Regions from separate parts of the Homo sapiens genome. Here region 1 is linked to region 2. The links are chromatin loops, found by intact Hi-C in ENCODE. Cell type or tissue: heart left ventricle. All regions are shown on one strand.

Region 1 (2,500 bases), 78 kb after region 2:
TACAGCACCACAGCAATAAAGGGGAGCCACTGTTTTTCAAAAATTCCAGAATATGACTTCTAAGAAACAATTGAATACGTACATAAGGCTGCTCAGTTATTAAAACAATAAGACTTTTACATTTTGTTACCCGACAAAAATATAAACAGTGTCTAGTGACAGCCCTCAGAGGGGGACGAGGGCACAGGGTCCAGCTGGGATGAGAAATGAGAAGAACTGAGGGGGAGGATGGGAAGGTGGTCGGGAGGGGTCCTGGAGCGGTGGCAGGTGATCAGAGACTCTGCAGTAAACAGTCATGAAACAGCAATTACAGTCTCCTGGAAAAGATAATTTGCTTTCTCTCTCAAGTCCCACTTATGTGTTTGTAGATTAGATTTGGCTGTAAAGAAAGAAAATGGCAGCATGTAATAAACATTAACGCCTTAAAGTAGGGGGAAAAGCCCTCTATTAACAGCTAACTCAAGTAACTCATTTAGCTACTCGGTAAGAAAAAAATACAGCTAAAGTATGTCAGCTACTCTAAAACATGCCAAAGCAAAGGTGCAAAGTTATTGCATCTATTTTGAAAGGAAACACGCACGTATGTTCTAAAACCAGAGTCAAAAATTACAAAACACAATCCTTCATTTGTTTAAGCCGAAATCTATTCTCCAAGAAAATCAAACACTTACTCTGACATCTTCTCCAAGCACCCTGGATAAAGCATTCTGCATTGCTCAGTTAATAATGAACTAATTGAACATTGCCGTCACGGAGCTCTAAAACTAGGTGCGCTTGCATAGAAGGTGAGAGTTCTGTTAAATCAGTCACTCAGTGAGAAAGAAAACAATTCCGTGAAAATTCTACTTTCAAAGAGGTCTACCTTAAAGGAAATGCAAGCCTTCCACAGCACACTCACATTTTTCTGTCAGATGCCGGCTAACTCTGCAGCTCAGCTTCCGTACCTGCCTCTTTCCAACCCTGCTGGCATGTCTGACCTCTGTCTCTCAGCTGAATTCTCCCAGCACATTTCATCATTTCCTGTTGGCTGCCGAGATAAGGTCATTCCCATACACTGCTGCATTCGCTGTACAGTCCCAGGTTCCCAGACTGCACGCTCCTGCCTGCTGTGGCCATCACAGAAGAGCTCTCTTTTCAGAAAGTGGCCAAAGAGAAATTTCAGTATTTCCACGGAAAATCAGGGAGAAGAGGTCTGAGAACAAAATTCATACTACCCCCTCCCCAACACACAAAAAATCAAATTATATACAAACTAACTTACACCATACATGAGTCTTCTAATATCTTCTTGTATTTGGGATCCTCCTGCTTACAAGAGAAAAAAGACAGCATGCTCTCTCTGCATCTGAGGGGCGTCACAGCAGTCAGTGGGACAGGGACTTGCTTGCACAGGATAATCTTACACTGTCCCTACATGTGGAAGTCAACTTCCTTCTGTGACTACACACAACAAGGCAATGCCTGTCAGCAGATGAACAGGAAGCCTCATGCAGGAGACAGGACTGGGGACACAGAGTCCCCTGGAGACAGGCAGGTGACCCCATGGTCTCTCAGCAGCACGACTGTCTCCTAAGAACTAGGACACTCAAATACGCAACTGTGATTACATGGAAATAAAAACACCTCGCTTCTTCAATTTTTACAAAGAATTTAAAGTGAAGAAAAAAACAATAAAGCTTTAGGTGAGGAGAGAAAGATTTTAAAATGCTTGTGCCTACAAGAATACATGCTGTACGATTCCCTTTGGATCCAGCACAAGAAAAGGCGTAACTAATCTACACCCTTCGAAGCCGGGACAGGGAAGAGAAAGAGGAGGCAGGCAGGAAGGGGTGCCAGGAGGGTTTTGGAGCTGTGCTGTGGCTCTTAAACTGGCTATGGGTGTGCTGGGCTTGTGAAAATTCACTGATATGTACACTTGAGATCTGTGCACTTTAGGTATGCATATTATTCAATAACACTTTTTAAAATCTCATACAGTAACAAAAAATACAGACACTACAGGAAAGAGTAGATATGGAAACCAACCTGCAAAAACAGACAGGAAACAAATATTTCAAGGGATCAATTTCTGCTAGGTGCCCTCCTAGAAGATACACATGCACACTCCCCCATTCCCCTTGGCAAGCCAGGATCTAAGTGGTAATGGCCAGGGCAGGGCCAGTTCAGGGCGGTTCCTCCTTTCAACATGGCCCAAGCGGGTGTATGTAGGGATGGGAAAATACGTAATTGGCAAAAGAACATACTGCAAGGGGAAACTGTGCTAAGTGGATATACACTATTTACCAGTGTTCTTGCTACTCATATTCATTCAAAAATGTTCAGTTAAAAACAGCCATCTAGTCTTACCTTATAACACAAAACGAAGTAGGTTAAAAATCTCTTTTGAAAATCTTGTGTTTAGACAAACACTGCGGAAGGCCGCAGGGTCCTCTGCCTAGGAAAACCAGAGACCTTTGTTCACTTGTTTATCTGTTGACCTTCCCTCCACTATTGTCCTATG
Region 2 (2,500 bases):
GGGAGTGCTCGGCAGCAGGGCCCACACTGTCATTTGGAAAAACCTTCCTGTTAAGGGCCATAAAAGAAGTGCAGGAGTAAGGACTGACAAAACTGCAGGCTATGAGGCGCCCAGGAGGTTTCTGAGTGGTGGGCCTGGGTCAATAGCCCTGCGTGGACAAAGTCACCATGTTCCCTAACAGCCCCCGACAGGAGATGGGTGCTCTTGTCATTCCCATTCCACACGTGGGAAAACTGAGTCACAAAAAGGGCGAATAGTTTGCTCAGCTTCCCACAGGTGGTCAGAGGTGAGCAGAATCTGAATGCAGCCCGGGCTCTGGCCGCTGCTGAGTCGGGGAAGCCACGAGGCCCACGCCCACAGCAGAGGTAGTCGCCCTCAGCATCCCTGCTGGGGCAGCTGACGCCACGTGCTTAAGCCTCAGGGGCACCAGGACCTTTGCCCACTGCCTTCAGGGTGCCAGGTGGGGCCTAGTGACCAATCCAAGGGCTAGGTGAGTCCTGAGATCCCCAGGCCCTTGCATTTCGAATGTAAAGATAATGAAAGCTTAGACCCACATGATGGGAAAAGAAGAACATTCATTTTGAATCAGGATTCACTGAATTTACTGCCTGGAGTAGGGAAAAGTCCTTTGTTGGAAGGGTAGGGAGGGCTGCCCACTGAGACCACCTCCCCTCCCCTGGCCCACCGTGAGGGGAGCACTGTGGCTGCTCCCTTCCTGGCCATCCCACAGGGTGGGTCAGGGACCTGAGGTCCTGTGTGCCTACGGCTCCTGAGACTGACTAGGAAGGAAGGGAATGCCAGTGGCCAAAAAGTGACAGTCAAACATTCCCAACTAGAGAGGACATAACCGCGACTTCAGGAGAGGTTCAGAAGGCCTTCGGTAATGCCTGCAGCCCCCCAGGACTCTATGCCAGAACTTGGTCTGTACTATAGCTATGCCTAAAGGCTGCCTGATAAACAGGGCAAACACTAACATAGAGTCTAGAATGAGAAAGACATCATCTAGCAACTCTGTGGGCCCAGGTCCTCTTCCAGGCTGATGAGCTCATGGGCACACCCTCCTCTTACCTCAAACTGCGGCCAGTTCATGGCCATGCCCGGCCCGTGATTGGCTCGGAACCACCTCAGGTCCTCCACTGCATCAGCTGCTCTGATGCTCTGCTCCAGGTCATGGTAAATGGCTTTGTAGCTAAATCAGAGAGAAACGTGGCTCTTTTAGAAGGCAGGGGCCAGCTACCCTTTGTCCCAGCCCAGTGCCAGCCACAGCAGGTCCCGTGGTCTCTGCCCTCTGTGAGTTGGTTTCACAGACAGAGCCAGAACACTCCTCCCTTGGCTCAGGTGGAAGGTCACGGGCCGCCACGTGCACAGATGGCTCCTGACAAATGAGCTTTAAATCAAACCAGCCAAGCAGGTGGCAATGACTAAGCCCTGCTCTGTGTCACATATGCAAAAGGCACCAGCAGGTGGGCTGTGTGGGCCACCACTCTGTGTGGTCCCATTTCACCAGGCCCAGAGTTGAGGAAGAGAAAACTGGAGGGTGTTAGAAAGTACCCCTCCTTCCTCATCTCTGTCCAGAAAAGCTTTATACCCAGACTTGCCAATGCAGAGCGTGAAGATGACCCGGTGCTGAACACACCCACCACCAAGACGGGGTGGGGGCTGCCTTCCGCCTGGCAGCCATCATCGGCTCACCTTCCTAGGAAGCTGCCCTGCCAGGGAAGAGTATGGATCACTGCTGGACCTGATATTTTCACTTATAATCTTTATGGCTGGTGAGTCATGTACTTTCTCTGGGCCTCGGTTTCCTCCTCCGTTGAGTGGGCATGATCCCCTCCATCAAGGGTTGAATTGTGTCCTTCATAGGAGACATGCTGGAGTCCAAACCCCAGTGCCTCGGAATGTGGCCTTATTTGGAAATAAGGTCTTTATAGAGGTAATCAAGCTAAAATGAGGTCACTAGCAGGGGCCCTAATCCATATGACTGGTGCCTGTATTAAAAGGGGGAAATCCAGACACAGAGACAGACAAGCATCCACACGATGGGAGTCACTCCACATGCAGAAGAGCCTGACACAGGCCAGCCTCACCCTGCTCCTGCCAGCAGAGCAGCCTCGGGCAAGTCATTTAATCTCACCCAGCCTCAGCTTCCTCATCAATAAGATGGGGTCAGTGCCACCCACTTTACAAGACTATCATAAAAATGGAATGGTGGCAGAGCAGCAGCGGTGCAGTAACTGTTGCTTTTGATGATTGTTACACAGAGGGAGACAAACGGAATGTGTCTCCTATTAACAGCAAGCCTTGACCCGTGACGCATCCCTACACGGTTCTGCTAGATGGATGACAGTAATCCACGTCCTTGACTTAGCTGGGACCTCTGCCCTGGTGAAGGCATCACAGAACCAAAGATGAGGAAAGCACAGAAGAAACAGCACAGCTTCCATATCACAATTCAGAACCAAGTCTCAGAGGGTATGTGCTGTCCTGGGGGCTGAGAGCC

What was found. Peaks named below come from ENCODE experiments on the same cell type or tissue, not always from the same donor. Only the 100,000 strongest peaks of a DNase experiment are listed, where the experiment ranks them.
Region 1: a loop joins it to region 2, with 2.3 times the contacts of the local background. A loop is called at or near these places in 4 of 110 quality-filtered maps.

Annotation. Positions count from the first base shown.
Region 1 is chr22:42,958,901-42,961,400 of GRCh38, forward strand. All of the region lies in intron 1 of PACSIN2 (protein kinase C and casein kinase substrate in neurons 2), which reads right to left. Among named protein-coding and RNA genes, the nearest start is that of PACSIN2, 55 kb to the right of the region's middle. RefSeq lists an enhancer at 803-1,097. In heart left ventricle, no CTCF peak of the experiment used is centred here; a DNase peak (open chromatin) is centred at 1,071; H3K4me3 peaks cover 1,606 bases; H3K27ac peaks cover 2,311 bases.
Region 2 is chr22:42,881,116-42,883,615 of GRCh38, forward strand. It overlaps PACSIN2 (protein kinase C and casein kinase substrate in neurons 2), which reads right to left. Exons shown (of 11, transcript NM_001184970.3): 7 at 1,069-1,189. Among named protein-coding and RNA genes, the nearest start is that of ARFGAP3, 25 kb to the left of the region's middle. RefSeq lists enhancers at 179-753, 754-1,328, 1,329-1,902. In heart left ventricle, no CTCF peak of the experiment used is centred here; no DNase peak of the experiment used is centred here.